Regions from separate parts of the Homo sapiens genome. Here region 2 is linked to region 1. A link is a loop called in an ENCODE intact Hi-C map of the cell type or tissue named here. Cell type or tissue: ovary. All regions are shown on one strand. Each heading gives the region's core, and the rest is flanking DNA. Links, peaks and the distances in the headings are about the cores only. Region 1 has its middle 37 kb from the start of LINC01804. Region 2 has its middle 230 kb from the start of GACAT3.

What was found. Peaks named below come from ENCODE experiments on the same cell type or tissue, not always from the same donor. Only the 100,000 strongest peaks of a DNase experiment are listed, where the experiment ranks them.
Region 2: a loop joins it to region 1, with 3 times the contacts of the local background. A loop is called at or near these places in 4 of 110 quality-filtered maps.

What each region holds. Positions count from the first base shown.
Region 1 is chr2:15,649,287-15,657,614 of GRCh38, reverse strand. No RefSeq gene overlaps it. Among named protein-coding and RNA genes, the nearest start is that of LINC01804, 37 kb to the left of the region's middle. In ovary, for the core only: no CTCF peak of the experiment used is centred there; a DNase peak (open chromatin) is centred at 3,555.
Region 2 is chr2:16,275,636-16,283,963 of GRCh38, reverse strand. No RefSeq gene overlaps it. Among named protein-coding and RNA genes, the nearest start is that of GACAT3, 230 kb to the right of the region's middle. In ovary, for the core only: a CTCF peak has its summit at 1,920 (motif pointing right); a DNase peak (open chromatin) is centred at 3,632.

The DNA of each region.
Region 1 (8,328 bases), core at 144-8,143:
AGCGATTCTCTTGCCTCAGCCTCCTGAGTAGCTGGGATTACAAGTGCCCACCACCATGCCCAGCTAAGTTTTTGTATTTTTAGTAGAGATGGGGTTTCTCCATGTTAAACAGGATGGTGACGATCTCCGGTCCTCATGATCTGCCCACCTTGGCCTCCCAAAGCGCTGGGCGGGATTATAGGGGTGAGCCACCGCGCCCAGCCAGGATTTCTTTTTAATCCCTAATTTTCTTCAGTATGAACTTTGCTTCATTTTGTTTATATAGAATAATGTAATAACACAGTCCCAGGGTGGGGAGGTACAGTTGCCAACAACTGGGACAAAACAGGAGCAATCTGGGCCCTGAGAGGTTTTGCCCAAATAATAGACAAGCACTGTCCACTAGAGCTCCCTGAGACAATAGCAAAGTCCCATCCTGAACTATAATTTAGTAGCTCCTAACAGCATGTGGCGACCAAGCATTTCAAATGTGGCCAGTACCACGAAAGGACAGACATTTTAATTTTTAATATACATTTAAATTTAAATAGCCACATATGTCTAGTGGCTACTGTACAGGACAGGGCAGAAGACATCCGTGACCAAGTGGGCCTTCCTTACCACGGCCGTGTCTTCTGCCAGAACAAGAAGCCTAAGGTAAATCTACATTTCACGAAGCCAGTCATTCGGAGCTTGCTTTCGGGGTGGGGGCTGAGGCAGAATTCACCCTTTCCCGGTGCTGTGTGTGTGTTTATTAATTGTCTACATGATTGCCTTTGTAAAGGGAACTACCTCTCTGAAACCAGAATTAGGAGGTCTGAATTTGAAGCCATTTATTAGGCTCAAATTTATGTGGTGTGAAATCTGTTAGATCATTTGCTCATCAGTAGGCTGTCTAGAAAAAAGGCCCTTCTACAAAGGATTTTCAGGGTGAGGGTCAGCAGTATAATCAGAAACATACCAAGCCTGGCCTCCAGCAAAAGAGTGTGTGCCTTCAAGTAAATTTTTCGTTTGCGAAGTGGCCTTTTGAAGACCTTGCTATTGGTAACATTTCCTCTCTTATTACAAAAAAAAAAAGTGCAATTATTTTTCGCTATTGTTCAACTTAAAAACCAAAAAGCAGAAGCCTCCAGTAGTTAATATTTGAAATTATAGAGTACACGAGACTGTCACCCTGGAAGGAAACCTTCAAACTAGATAGGCAGATGGGATGCAGTAAGAGGGTTTGAATCCAATCTGGACAAATGGTACAATAGGACTGACCAACCAACCCCACAGTCAGAGGCATAGCTGATATTCGTCGCAGTTTATAAGAGGAAACAGTCGGTCATGGTTTGGAGATCAGCTCATTCATTCAACAAACACTGACCGTGGGCTCTCCTGCCCTGAGCTGGGATCTAGGGAAGTAAAGATGAAGAGGTAGCTGCAGGCCTCAGGGGACTCACAGTTCCAGGGGAGGTCCCAGGGTAAACCAGCGGCATGCCATCCCAACAGCGGGCATTGCTTCCGAAACTCTGCTGATGGTAAGAATCATCTGAGGTGCATTTTGAAATGCAGATTTCCAGGCCCTTCCCCCAGAATATTCTGATTTCACAGGTCAGTGGTAGGCCCTGAGAATAGGTATTTTTATATAATACCCTTAGAAGATTTTTATTAAAAGGCAATTTAGAGAAGGTAAACATAGTGAACGTATCATCTTTCCATCCATAGTTCCTCCTCCTCACCCCAATCACTCCACTAAGACTGAGGAGGCACCCTAGTCTCTCTCCCTCCCTTTATTCACATCACTAAAGCCAGCTGATTATATCTCCTAAATATTCCTTGAATTCCTCCCTCATGACCTGACACCTGGGCTATTGCAACAGTCCCTAATTTCTCTCCCCAGAGTCTAGTCTTCCCTCTCTGAGTTCATTCTCTGTAGAGTTGTCAGTGTGCACTTCACAGACCATAAGGTTGACATGTCTCATTCATGCTTAAAACAACTTTGCGGCTTCCACTGCCTGAGAAGCGAGGCATCCACGGACTTTGGTGGCCCGGCCCCTACCCTCCTCCCTAACTCACCTCCACGTCTCATGTCTTGGGTGTGGGTCTTACTGCTTCACCTTCAAGACTCACTGCCAATGCGGTTTCCATGAAGCCTTCCCAAATCCTGCCAGATTATGCCAGAGCAAAAGCCCAAAGAAGGAGAAGTATGACTTGAGACTAAAGACAAGCAAATGTTCCAGGGTGGCCAGAGTGTAGGGATGGGGATGGTCACAGTGGGACATAACAATGGAAATAAAGGAAATCTGAGGCATAAGAGCATCAAAGTCAGGTTGAGGAGGTTGGGTTTTATTTTGTGGAAATGAGGATGAAATCTGAATAAGAGGAGCTTCACCTCAAGGGAGAGGAGTAGACAGTCCTAGGCGGCATCTTGGTGTTACTGTCTGCTTATTTGGTTTTGACTTCTATTTTGGAAAATGTAAGGAATATCCCAGAGTAGACAAAATGAGATAATGAAACCTCACAAACATTGCTTTATGAGGAATTAGCTGGATCTGAAACATTCTGTTCACTCATGAGGACACAGGGGCTCCGGACGATCTATCCTGGCACTGACGATGCCTGGGCAGCTCTGGCCCTTCCCTCGGGTCTAACCATGCCCGGCTCACCCTTTCTTCCTGGGGATTCTGCTTGCCTCAGGAATCACTGCCCAAGGAGAAAGGGGAGGAACACACCTCGCCCTAGTGTGGGGCTCCTGACTCCATAGGAGGCTCCTGGCCACATTGGCAAGCCCCAAATGGGCACCCGTTCCTTCCATGCCATCATTTAGAGTGTTAAGTTCCAGCAGAGTTATGTGCAGAGAGCACAAAAACTGGGCATTTCAGTGGAGTTAGAGGCCCGGATGCGCTGGAGAGAGGAGGCTCACTGGGAACTGAAGGCCTCAAGTTCACGCCCCAGGGCTTGAAGGCATGGGCGGCCACTGCAGGGCTTGCACACGGGAGTGAGCAACGGGGCACCCTGCGGCTGAGTGGAGGGAGACCAGCCAGGCGGCTTGAGGACAGTGCCCGTGAGAAGTGGTGTCACTCACGCCAGCGTCGTGGCTGAGGGCAGGGGGAGAGGGCCTGAGTGGAGGGAGACCAGCCAGGGGGCTTGACGACAGTGCATGTGAGAAGTGATGTCACTTACGCCAGTGTCGCAGCCGAGGGCAGGCGGAGAGGGCCTGAGTGGAGAAGGGGTTTGAAGATGAACCCCCAGGGCCTCCCTTGGTGATGGCAGCCAAGGGGGATGTCAGAGTCAGCAACCGCTCCTCCCATAAAACCTTTTCCCTTGCGACAACTCCATTAATGCTAACCACCTGGCACCTGCCATTTGGTGGCCTGATATTGGCCAGGCCTCCTCAGGCACCTTTCATGGGACATTCCTCCCTCCTCGGCTTTCACAGGATAGCGGGATCCTGCCCATGGCGCTGGGAGATGAGAAGCAGGCCCCGGATTGAGGAGGGGTCCGCTGGAGACAGAGGCTTCCCTGGGGGCAGGGCCCAGGGCTTCAGTTCCCACCAAGCTCAGGGGCTCAGGCTGCAGGGGCAGTGCCGGGAGGTGTGAAGGCCACAGAAGGGGCCGGGGCGCCCAAGGCTTTGGGTTTATCTGCGCAGTCGCCTCCATGTGGGAGCCCAGAGAAGGCTGCAACTCCTGGCCGCCCAATCTGCAGCCACAGGTGCTTCACCAAAGGGCTGGAGAAGGTGCAGGGCCAGTACCACCTTCTGCTCATGCTATCAGAGGGGCCCAGCACAGGCACTGAGGCTGTCGGCTGTGAGGGGCACCATCTCCTTTCGAGGACACGCTTCACCTCTGCAGAGCATTTTTACAAAACTATATGGTCTCCAGTGTCTCAAAACAAGTAGGGAAGTGAAGAGGGAACTGGCGTCAGGCGGTGCCAGGTTCATGTCCTGACGCTGGCCAAGTGCTCCTGGCTTAAGATGGGACCTCTCTAATTCCTCAAAGGGCAGAGATGATAATACCCATTTTGCTGAAGGTTATGACGTTTAAATGAGGTACAAGTTGTAAAACATTTTGCAGAGGGCTACAGTGGGGAAGGGAGCTAGCACCTTCTAGTGTCAACCAGACACCACGGTTTCACACGCTACCTGTTTCGTCTCCCAACAACAGTGCGAGGTTGTTTTTCTCATCCCTATGCTATCAATGAAGAACCACTCAGGGTTAAATGACTTGCCTCACATCACCCAGGCAGGAAGTGGCTGGAGGTTTTGAATCTGGGATCGGCTTGCTCTACACCATTTCACAAAGGTGAGCATGTTAATTACTACAGGGACCCCAGTCCTGGGTTTGGCCGCAGAAGAATCCTAAGTGAAGAGGTGAGGCCTGTGAGGCCTCGGTGGACCTGGGTTCCCAGGGTGTGCTAGGCCCCCACCCACAGGGCAGCAGGGAGGCTTGGAGGGGGGTATTGGGTGTCTGTGGGAATCTTTGAGTTCACCGGTCACTTGGAACTGCTGCTCTTTGAGGGGTGATTTACATCTCTCTCTGCTGGGCCGTTTGATCTCCAGCCTGAGGGCTGAGTGCATTAGTGCGTCCATCCCTCCCCCACCCACAGGGGTCCCATTACCAGCCCATGGCTAGCATGGCCTGACTGGGCTGGACCTTGGGACAGAGCCTGACTTATGGCTGTATTGGGCAGCCAGAGGGCCCGAGTTGGGAGGAGGAAGGATGCTCATCAGTATTATTTCCAAGGAGGCAGAGCAGTGGAGCCGAAAGAACATGAGCTCTGAGTCACAGGTGTCAAAGTTCGAATCCCAGGCCCATGATATGGACCAGCTGTGAGACTCTGGGACATTTTATGTAACTTCTCTGATTGGTTTCCTGATTGGTAAAGCAGAGGTGGTATAGCCTACCTCGAAGAGATTTTGGGGCGATAAAAGCAGATAATGAGTCCAGAGCTCCTGGGGTAGAAAGAGCACTCGATAAAAGGTGCCTAGAATTTTTGTTAGTCAGGAAAACTGGCCTGTGACAAAGCCCAATCCCTAAACATCAGCCTGTGCTTCAGGTTTGCGCTGTTTAAACGAAATGGGGCTTCAGGGGCTTTTCTTCCAGGTGGCGACCTGTGAGTCCCGGTGCTGAGAACTTCACCAGCCAGCCAGGATGGGAGGAGGGGCTGCAGGGAGAGACCATGGCGGGGCCTGGAGAACTCCTGGTTCCAAGTCTGTCTCCCAGCTGCTGCACAAAGTAACCATCTGAGCCGAGGCACAGAGGCAGGAAGGTGGACAAGGCAGGACAGAAGAGGACTCAGATGGAGCGCCTCAAACCTCAGGCTGGAGGGAGACTCTTCTGATCTGAGCACTGGTCTCCCTCTGCGAGAGTTCTCAACAATCAGCATTTATTTAATATCCCCGTGAGTGATTTACAGGAGCACAACTTCACCAAGGAAAGCTGGAAAACTGGCAGGAAAACCGCCTGGGAAGTTAGTACTTGTTTTATTTTATTTTTTTAAAAAAGGAAAAAAAAGGCTGGGCGCGGTGGCTCACACCTGTAATCCCAGCACTTTGGGAGGCCGAGGCAGGCAGATCACAAGGTCAGGAGATCGAGACCATCCTTGCTAACATGGTGAAACCCCGTCTCTACTAAAAATACAAAAAAATTAGCCAGGCGTGGTGGTGGGCGCCTGTAGTCCCAACTACTCAGGAGGCTGAGGCAGGAGAATGGCGTGAACCTGGGAGGCAGAGCTTGCAGTGAGCTAAGATCACGCCCGTGCCACTGCACTCCAGCCTGGGCGACACAGCAAGACTCTGTCTCAAAAAAAAAAAAAAAAAAATGGAAAAAAGGCTGAACGCAGTGGTTCACACCTGTAATCCCAACACTGTGGGAGGTCGAGGCAAGCGGATCACCTGAGGTCAGGAATTCAAGACCAGCCTGGGAAACATAGTGAAACCCTGTCTCTACTAAAAGTACAAAAAAATTAGCTGTGTGTGGTGGCACGCGTCTGTAGTCCCAGCTACTGAGGAGGCTGAGGCTGGGGAATCGCTTGAACTTGGGAGGCTGAGGTTGCAGTGAGCTATCATGCCACTGCCCTCCAGCTTGGGCAACAGAGCGAGACTTCATCTCAAAGAAAAGGAAAAAAGCAAAGGCATAATAGCTCTGGCAAAGTAGGTACCATGAAACTACCACAAACAATCAAATCAGGGCCCACTGAATTGGATGAGAGAGAATGGGGCCCTTCTACCCATTTGGCGAACATTAAAAGACACCCCTCTCTGCGGGAGGAACCTGCTCCTACGTGCACCTCCTTGGCCAGGCACTGGGACAGGGCACACAGCACAGGAGAGCACATCAGCCCTGAGTCGACTCCCTGTTGCACTCGTTCACAGCCAGGCATGTGTCGAAACCTGAGCTGGCCCTCAACTCCCTCTTACCAGATGGGACGGGGCTGGAGCATCCCTCCTGGCCCTTGCAGGAGGGATGGTCCAGCTCTCTGTGCTTTCCCATGAGTTGCTGATGTCTCTATGTCCCCTTCTATGTGGCAAGTCCTTGGAGATGACAGAGTGAAGAGAAGGACCCAGCCCTGCCGTCAAGGACTAGCAGAGTGGCCTGCACAAGGACAGTGCTTGGTGAGGACAGAAGTGAATGGGGAACCAAGCCTGGAGAGACAGAGCTAAAATATAAAGAAGAGAGAGAGAATAGCACGAGAGAGGTGAATTCGCCTCCTACATGGGCACAAGAAGGTGACACCATGCTCCAAGGGGCAGGATGGAAAGAGAGAGGCTGCGGTGACCTGCAGGAAACTGCCAGGTATGGCTCTGCAGCCACTGCTCAGGGCCCACAAGTGCCGGCATCTCCCAGGAAAGATGAGGTGTTCACCTAAAAGTCAGGTGGTCAGAAACTGGGGTGGGGGTTAGGAGAACCACTGTTCTTCATGAGTTGAAAACAAAACATTGAGAAGAAGGACAGAATCAGAGCTGCGGAGATCCTGATGCACTGGAACTAGCAAGGTAATTTTTCCCGGGGCAAGCACAGATTTCAGAAGAAGACAATTGTTGTTCAAGAGCAGGATAGCCTAATAGCTGGGGAGGGGGAGTACTTGGAAGGGGGTCAGCTGAGCTTCTCTTAAGCCTTGGCAGCTGCCCATACTTAGAGCCACTGAAGGCTGCATTAATAGAAGGAGAACATCCAGGTGTGGGAAGGTGAGGCCCCTGCTCCATCCCACAGCAGCCAGACCCTACTTACTGCTTAAAGCATTGGGTTGGTCCTGGCTTCCACCTTTTATCCATTTGAATATAATCAAAGAATAGTGACCAAGAGGATGAAAGGTTTTAAGTCATGCTAAAGGGGCAGAGTTGAAGGGGTGCTGGTTTTTTTGGTCTGGAGAAGAGAAGCCCAGATGGACGTATTTCTGAAGGACTTCATGGAGCACTGAGAGACTTATCTGATCTGCGGGGTGGGGGATGAGGCACCATGGAGAAAGACAGGAGTCCCTGGTGTTAGAGTCAGCCCAGCTGTGGAATCACGGCCTCAGACAAAGTGAGCCTCTCATCCCTGGAAGTGTGCACTCAGGAGGAGCCTGCACCGCCTGGAGGCTGGAGGGGTTATGCTGCTTGGGGTCCAGGGTTCACACCCTCGTTTTTCTTCTGGATCTGTGAGATTCCACGGTTATGTGAACTGGGCCAGTCGTGCAGTCATATGTGGCAGCAGCACAAGATGAGCCTCTCCAGATCAGGAAAACATCGGCTGCCAGGGTCTCCCTGGGGACAACACAGACTGTGCACGTCGGGTAAATCCAAGGTGCTGATCCTCCGATTTCCACCAGTGATGATGTCACTGTGGAAACATGAGCATTCCGGCCCACACCTTTCCAGGTCACTGAGCTGTCCCTGCAGCAGGAAGAAGCATTTCCTGGCCCTGGTCTCCTCTCAGGGGTCCCCGGCCGAGTATCCTGTTTCTGCTCTGCCAGGGCATCCTGTGGTGGTCCCCGGGGCTGCTGGAGCCTGGCAGGGGGCTGCTCAGTTTCTGAACCCTGGTGCTGGCCACAGAAACAGTGGTGCTTGGATCAGCTGGGGAGCCAGGGAGATGGGAGCACAGCACTGAGGACAACCTGGGGTGCAGCGCTTCTGGAAACAGGAGGAAGTGCAGCCCACACTCCAAAGATGAGCAGGGCACAGGAGGTGGTGTGGGATTCCAGAGAAGGTCACCTGCCCTCTTGTCACCGCCCTCATTTCTCCTCAGCTACTTCTTTTATAAAAGCCCCCAACCCCTTTTTTGAGACAGGGTCTCGCTCTGTTGCCCAGGCTGGAGCACAATGGTGCCATCTCAGCTCACAGCAACCTCTGCCACCGGGGTTTAAGCAATCCTCCCACCTCAGCCT
Region 2 (8,328 bases), core at 24-8,023, 630 kb before region 1:
AATTGACTTTGGCAACCCAGAATTTCGGTGGAGATGTCGGACGGTGACATCAATCTGCCCAAATTGCTTTTGAAGATGGAGGGCTCAGGATCTCATAACTCTTCTTTAACTGTTAAGGAACTAATTAAATCTGTAGCATCTCTGTTAACTGAGTTTTATTATGTTAATTTCACTGCTGGACAAGCTAAGTCAAGCACCGGTAGACTGCACTGTGGGCTTCTGGCTCCTGACGAAAGGCGCTAATGATATCTTCAATGAACACAGTGCCTGTACCCACAGAATCCCAAGTGATTTACCAACAGTTTCCTGCCAATTCCCACAAGGCTGAGGCCTGGCGGCTGAGTATCACCCTGCCGGCCTCGTTCGATGAAACCCTTCTAATTCAGAGCATACGCACACAGGTGTGTCTGTGCAGGTACACACATTTGCCTTGTGGCATAGAACAAACACGGACCACCCGACTAGGTGAAGGTTAAAAAAATGTACAATTTGGAATGTGTTTACATTTTTCTTTTGATTGCTGATAATTCCTTCCTTTTAGCTGATATATGGGCCTTAATTAGTGGCTCTCTGTATGGGATCACAGCCATCCCATTGGTTCTGTCTACCTTCCCTGCACTTCCCCAGCCTGCTCCAGGCCCAGGCACCTGTATGTGTGCTCACCCACCCCATCCACAGCAGCAAAGTTTCACTGCAGCCTTGGACATCCTTCCAACAACCCTGCAAGCATGCAGAGCTCATGGGGTTGGGATGGCATGGGGCACCTGCACATCTTGGCCCTGTCCCACTCCAATGCATGATGCTGCCCAAACTGACAAACTCATTAGGAGCAAGACAAGTTACTTGGCTTATCAGGGAAGAGGCAGAGTGTGAATGAAAACCCCTATCATTTAACTCCTAGTGTTCTAGAATAATGGGATAGAATGAAGCTCAGAAATCTTGAAACTCTTCATTTCTACCCTCTCCTTGCGAAAGAAGAAACTATGCTTGGAAGATAAAAGACACTCAGTTGCTGAAGAACACCTAGAGCAGTGCATTCATAATTTGGAATCTGGTCTCCTATCTGCCAGGTCAGAGTTCCTACAGCAAACATTCCCAAGTCAATACAATGTGTACTTCCAGAAATTTAAAGCCACACAAGGCCTGGCCTGTTTGGGGACAGTTGGGTTTCTCCAGGATAGAGACAAGCCTAAACTCTGTCCTCCTAGGTAGTGAGCTGACAGGTCCTGGTAGAAGATCCCCCGCAGCCCTCCATCCTCTCTATCCCCACAGCTGAACCCTCAGACCGTCATGAGTGTTGGGCAGATGAGAGCAACTTTGAGAAATCTGCTCAGGAGCCATGACCCATAGAGACAAAGACACATGCTCAGGGAGGCCCTCCACATTTCTCTCATGGGGGAAAAAGCCCTAAACACACCCCTTCTTTTTCTTGCTTTCTTTTCCACACAAAATAAAGCCCCCCCCCAAAAAAAAATCCAAAAACTCTAAGAGCCTCTGAAACTTGGCTGCCCATACATTTTTCTGAAGCCTGCTTCTTCACCTCAAAACAAAAGCAAAAGGGAAAGAAAAACCAGGCCGAGGACCTTGTCTACTTCTGCCCTTGCTTCCTGATGGAGCAAATCCCTCATGAATTATGCACTTTCAGCTGCTGCCACCCCAGGCCATCCAGGCTCTGCCAAGGTAGCCAGCTCCTCCCCGGCTCCTGGTGTGATCTCAGCCCCAGGAAGGGCATCGGCACTGTCTTGATGGAAGAATGCCGGGTCCAGCTGCAACTCACCACTGACCCTCCCAGGTGAGCTCTGCAGAGAGATGCCCACAGCCAGGTGTCTGTGCCTGGTCATCGGTTTTCAGCCTAGTTTCTGGAGGAAGAGAGGAACCAAGAATCAGACAGGAGCTAGAGTGGGAGGCGGGGGAAGGAGTAAACCAATCACCAGAAGGTGGTGCTATACTTTAAGACAGACTAGCCAGAAGGGGAGAAGCCTCCGTGAGAAAGATTATAACATTTCAGAGAGGGAGGGTGTCTAAAGATAAAATACAGAGCACTGCAATGCTATGCAATGAAACGAAATGACGTCAGAGCTGAAAAGACTCTAAAATATCATTCTAGAATAATCTCATATCACTGGTGGGAAAACTGAGGCCCAGAGAGACACAGAGGTTTGCCCACCATTGTACAGACCAGAGGAAAAACTCGGTCTGTCGCCTCTTTAGGTTCTCCAAAGGCTGCCTGCTTTTTGGCAAAGCCGAGATTAGAGAATAAAACACGAGGATTGGCTCACAGTAGAGAAACATCAGGTTCAGGAATTGATGCTCCAGTGAGGCAGAAGGAGCCACAGTCCCTTCCCGGGAACAATCCACGGAGGCCTCCCAGAGCAAAGCCGAAACTACCAAAGAGTCAATCCAGTGTCCATCGCCTTGGCAGCATCACTGCTCAGCCTCATGAGTCTCCACAGGATGGCCAAATTAAAACTGCGGGCTATGGCCGGGCGCGGTGGCTCATGCCTGTAATCCCAGCACTTTGGGAGGCTGAGGCGGGTGGATCACGAGGTCAGGAGTTTGAGACCAGCCTGGCCAACATGGTGAAACCCCATCTCTACTTTAAAAATATACAAAAATTAGCTGGGCATGGTGGCACGCACCTGTAGTCCCAGCTGCTCAGGAGGCTGAGGCAGGAGAATCGCTTGAATCTGGGAGGCGGAGGTTGCAGTGAGCAGAGATCACACCACTGCACTCCAGCCTGGGAGACAGAGTAAGACTCTGTCTCAAAAACAAACAAACAAACAAAAAAAAAAAAAAACAAAGCAAAACAAAAACAACCATGGGCTTCACCACTTGCTAGCTGTGGGTATTCCTGTAACATCTCTGAGCCTTGACATCTCCATCAGTAAAATGGCATAAAAATATCTCCCTCTCAGAATCACTTCTGAGAATTAAAGACCCTTGTGCAAAGTGTCTAGCACAATCCTGGCATATGGTAAGTTCCCATGGCAGAACTTTCCCTACCCTTTTTGACTGTGCAAGGAGAAGCCTTCTCCTAAGTATCATGCATGTGGTCTGGAAATGCCAAGTGCTCTGCAGGTGGAAGAACCTGACCTTATGACATGGCTCATCACCAAGGACCCCAATCATAGAAGTTAAAGGATGGGTTGCAGGAGGAGGAGTAAGTATAGGGGCAGAGTTCATCCCACAGAGTCAATGGGGAGAAACTGACATCACTCTCAGGCCTTCCTGCCTGTGAAAAGCTCAGTTGCAAAGAACAAATTCCCTGGCAGAACCACTGAATGCCTACAGACACCTGCACGCACACACAACTAACATACACATGCCCAGATCGGCAAGGAGGGCGTGATATGGTTGCCTAAGTGCTGGGTCAGGAGACCCCAGCTTTCATGGTGGGCTCAGATCCAGCAGGAAACCACACTGTGAACGCCTTCCCACATTCTTTTCAATCACTGACTCTCACTCAGGGTCTGCAGGAGCCAGAAAGCATTATCACCATCCCCTCCATAGACAATAGGCCCAAGCCCTCGAAGGGCTTCCTCAGGACCACATAGCAAGGCAGCCCACTGAGCAGGTGAGTCTGCTGGGAAGTGGACAAGGCCCAGGCCCCGCCTCACTTATCTTCTTGGTTTCTCTTCTCGCCTCCCCATGAGAGGCCTGAGCCTCAGTTCCCTGGCTGAGAGGTGAGAGGGTAAGAGAGGGTGGAAGAACATACCCTGCTTGAGGTTGCAGCCACTCCATGGCCCCCTGGCTGCTGGACCAGTCCAGCCAGTCCCTTGACCTCTGTCTAGGGGAAATAGCCCCAGAATCCCTAAGGGGCCACTAATTTAGAACACATTTTACAGAGACTGAACTTTTGGGGCCATCTTTTAGAACAGCAGTGATGAAGAGACAGATATTACCTACAAGGGTGGGGGGAAACTGACTCCCATCCCTTCACATCCAATACTCAACTATTCATTCATGGGTTTCTGTGCCTCTACCCACACCTGTGCCAGGAATGCTCGCTGAGTGCTCCCTGTCATTACAACTTGCTGATAATGCTGCACCCTCATTCAACATCCAGCCTGGCTCCTATTATGCAGTCAGAGAAATGATCCCTGAGGAGGAGTCTGTCATGTACATCTGTGCTGCTGCAACACGTCACTCACAGTGGGCTGTTTATGGGGGTCATGAAGGGTACAGATGCTGGACTGCTGGGCTCCCACTCTGATTCACCACCTGCTAGCTCGCGTAGCCATAGGCAAGCAATTTCATCCTCCAGGACTTCTGCTTCCTCCATGATTAATTGAGGATAATGGTGGTCTACTTTACAACCCATGTAACATACTGATAGTAGCTAGTTTGTAGCACCTAATAAATTTTAACGAAGATTATCGGTGTTTCTTGTATGCATTCATTTGACATTTGTAGTTTGCCTACTATGTGCAGAAGCCATTGAGATCCTTCAACCTCAGGAACAAGAGCTGTGGCTTCCACACTGGAGGACTGAGGAGGAAACAAGACAGGCCAGTGTAGACACTAAGCAAAGGTGACCCGCTCCTTCTCCCTTATCCCTGTCAGAATGCTTCTCAGACTTTCAGTGCTCCACATATGGGGAACATTTGTGAGGTCATCGTAGTTTGTCCTTGGCATTCTCCAGACTCTCCTCTCTGTGCCAACTGCTTCCTCTATTCCCGAAGACACAGAGTCCTCCTGAACCTGCCGTGACCAATCTTGTTCTTTGTTCTAGAAAGAATTCTCTTTTATTTCTATCTTGATTTTTTGGGGAAAAAAAAAAAAAAGGTCTGCCTCAGCTTCCCAAAGTGCTGGGATTATAGGTATGGGTGTGAGCCACCGCACCCAGCTGAATTCTCCTCTTGATTCATGCTTTCAAAAACCCTTAGAGTGTCCCCACTGCATGACAATAGCATGGTAGGTTTTGGAGAAGAAATAGAGATGGCTGACACAGGATCCCTGCCCTTGCCCTTGAAAAGCCAACATCTTACTATACGTTCTTTTTTTTTTTTTTTTTTTTTTTTTTTTTTTGAGATGGACCTCACTCTGTCTCCAGGCTGGAGTGCAGTGGCATTATCTCAGCTCATTGCAACCTCCGCCTCCTGGGTTCAAGTGATTCTCATGCCTCAGCCTCCCGAGTAACTGGTATTACAGGCATGCGCCACCATGCCCGGCTAATTTTTGTATTTTTAGTAGAGACAGAGTTTCACTATGTTGAGCAGGCTGGTCTTGAACTCCTGACCTCAACTGATCCACCCACCTTGGCCTCTCAAAGTGCTGGGATTACAGGTGTGAGCCACTGTGCCTGGCCCTGCTATACATCCTTTTTTCTCAAAAGGTATTTATTGGACACTTACTAGGTGTCAGGCACATGCATAGTTGTGAACAAGATGGACCGAGTGTCTTTCCTGCTGAAGCTTGCAATCAAGTGGGGAACAATCTGTAAGCAAAGCATGCAATTGTAGTGAGACCAGAATGCAGGGCTTCATGGGAGTGCACAGGAGACAACAGAAAATAATGACAACGGGAGATTAAAGTTGAGGAGAAGGGAGGATGGAGGCTGCTGGAACACGTAGCAAGAGGCCAGCTCTTGTTGAGGCCAGGGCTCAGGAAAGCTTCAGAGATAAAAGAAACAACAAAGCATCGGTGTCGAAATCACAGATCCTAGAATCAGGCATCTGGCTTCAAATACCAGGTTGGACACTCACCTGGCTGATAGAGTTAACTTGGGCAAGGATTCGACCTTTCTAAGCCTCTGTTTTCACATCTGCTAAAATGGGAATAACACCAGTCCTTAAAGTACAGCACTGAGGTGGGGACTGGAGGAGCTGATCCATGGGGAATAAGCAGCACTATGCCTGTTGACACATAGATGGGCTCGATTTGAGTTTGTCCTTGTTGCTCTCACTGAGTGAGATGTGAGCTGGAATTAGGGATTGCCTCGAGGTGATTATGGAGAAAAGCATCTTGTGCTCTGCCCTGAGTGGAGGCCCTGGACATGGACAAGTCATTTCCTTTCCCTGGGCCTTAATTTTCCCATCTATGAAAAAAATGGGTCTGACGACTTATCACTGAGTTTTCTTTCCACTGTAAAATGCTATGACGGGGCCAGACATGATGGCTCATGCCTGTAATCCAGCACTTTGGAAGGCCAAGGTGGGCAGATCACTTGAGGTCAGGAGTTTGAGACCAGCCTGGCCAACATGGTGAAACCCCGTCTCTACTAAAAATACAAGTTAGCTGAGCATAGTGGTGGGGGCCTGTAATCCCAGCTACTCGGGAGGCTGAGGCAGAAGAATCACTTGAACTCAGGAAGCAGAGGCTTCAGTGAGCCGAAATCACACCACAGCACTCCAGCCTGGGGGACAGAGCAAGACTCCGTCTCAAAAAAAAAAAAAAAAAAGAAAAAGAAATGCTATGACTGTTTTGCTCTGACCTTTTGAAGTCTATGACCACACAGAATAATCACCCTTTTACATAGCATCTTAATACCTATGTTCAGGCAGACCATGGACAAAACCACATCCTTGGTAATGGCAAGGATGCCAATGTAAAGATGTGACGCAACTTGGAGGTGGTGCTGTATTCTGCATAAGCCAGTCCCCGATGCTGGTGAACTCTCCTGTCTATTTATGTTCAGTCTCAGTCTGAATCTTCACAGCCAACTCATTCACCACTACCACTACAGGTGCCCAAGAGAAGTGAAGACAGACTGTCATAACATGTATTCTGATTCAAGAGGCATGTGGTTTCAATATGCCCCATTGTGTTCATGACATTGTGGCTGATACTTTATTGTCTGCCTTTCAACAGAATCCTTTCTCTAGAGTTTGAGCCAAGTGGCCAAAACCACACAAATTCGACTGGATGTTGAATTTTTGCCCTCTGGCTTCTGCATGGTTTTAGGAAAAGGCTTTTCTTTTGTTTTCTATCTTGTTAAATAGCATCAATATCTACCTAAGACAGAACCTGGGAGTCATTCTAGACTTCTGGTCCTCACGTTCAATAGTTAGGCAATAACCTAACACAAGAAACTCTACCTCCACATCATCTTTCAGATGAGTCTAGTGAGTTTTAGCCTCATTGCTACATCCTGGCTGAGACACTCATCATGTCCTTGCTCAGATTTTTGCAATAAAGTTGATTTACTATTCTCCACTGACTCCAGTGTCTCTCCCTTTTCAGGCAAGAACTTCCTAAAATGTGTGTGAATGACCATTTCCCTCCACTACCTAACACTTTTCATTTATATTTTTTATTTTTTTTATGAGATGGAGTCTCACTCTGTCTCCCAGGCTGGAGTGCAGTGGCATGATCTCGGCTCACTGCAACCTCTGCCTCCTGGGTTCAAGTGAGTCTCCTGCCTCAGCCTCCCGAGTACCTGGGATTACAGGCGTGCACCAAAATATAAATATTTTTTGTATTTTTAGTAGAGATGAGGTTTTGCCATGTTGGCCAGGCTGGTCTTGAACTCTTGACCTCAAGTGATCTGCCCACCTCAGCCTCCCAAAGTGCTGGGATTATAGGCGTGAGCCACCGCACCCAGCCCTAACACTTTTCAACTAGCTCCCCATGCCCTACACCAGTGGTTTCCAAACTGGAGCGTGCATCAGAGCCATGTGGAGGACTGGTTAAAACACAGATTGGTGAGCCTTACACCCAGAGTTTCTGACTCAGTCAGTCTAGGACGGGGTCTGGAAGTTTGCATTTGTAACAAGTTGCTGGGTGATGCTGATACTGCTTTTCCAGGGACCACCCTTTAAGGACTACTGCACTACTCTACAAGACATAAACCCCTTGGCCTGGTGTGCAAGATTCTTGACAATCTGTACCCAGTAGAATTTTTTTTATGTTATTTTAAGTTATGTCACGCACTTATGCATCTAATATCTGTGGCTAACAAAGCCAAAACTCCGTGTAGAACAGAGACTTTCTAGTTTGAGCAGAGAATCTAGACTGTAGCTGTAAAGCTCACACCCTTACGAGGCAAGTGGCAGAGATCAGGCAGAATTCAACGGGCAGCCCAGGACTCATCCACCCAGCCAGAGTCTGGCAAGCATTGGCACACAAGTTTTGTAACTGTGCTTCGATGTAGATGCCATCCAAAATGCTGTCTTCATCTGATGCCTTGAATCCATGTGGCAAAATACACACCACAGCCAACTCATGATTTAAGCCAAACATAAACAAGATCTAAAACAAAATAGGGTGGACAGAAGCCACATGGAAAGGTAGTTTAAGGTTATGAAACCTGGCTTGAAAACCACATGTTGTCTGAACTTGTAAACATCAAAGAGCCAGACTGGAAAACTGTAATAATAGAATAATAAT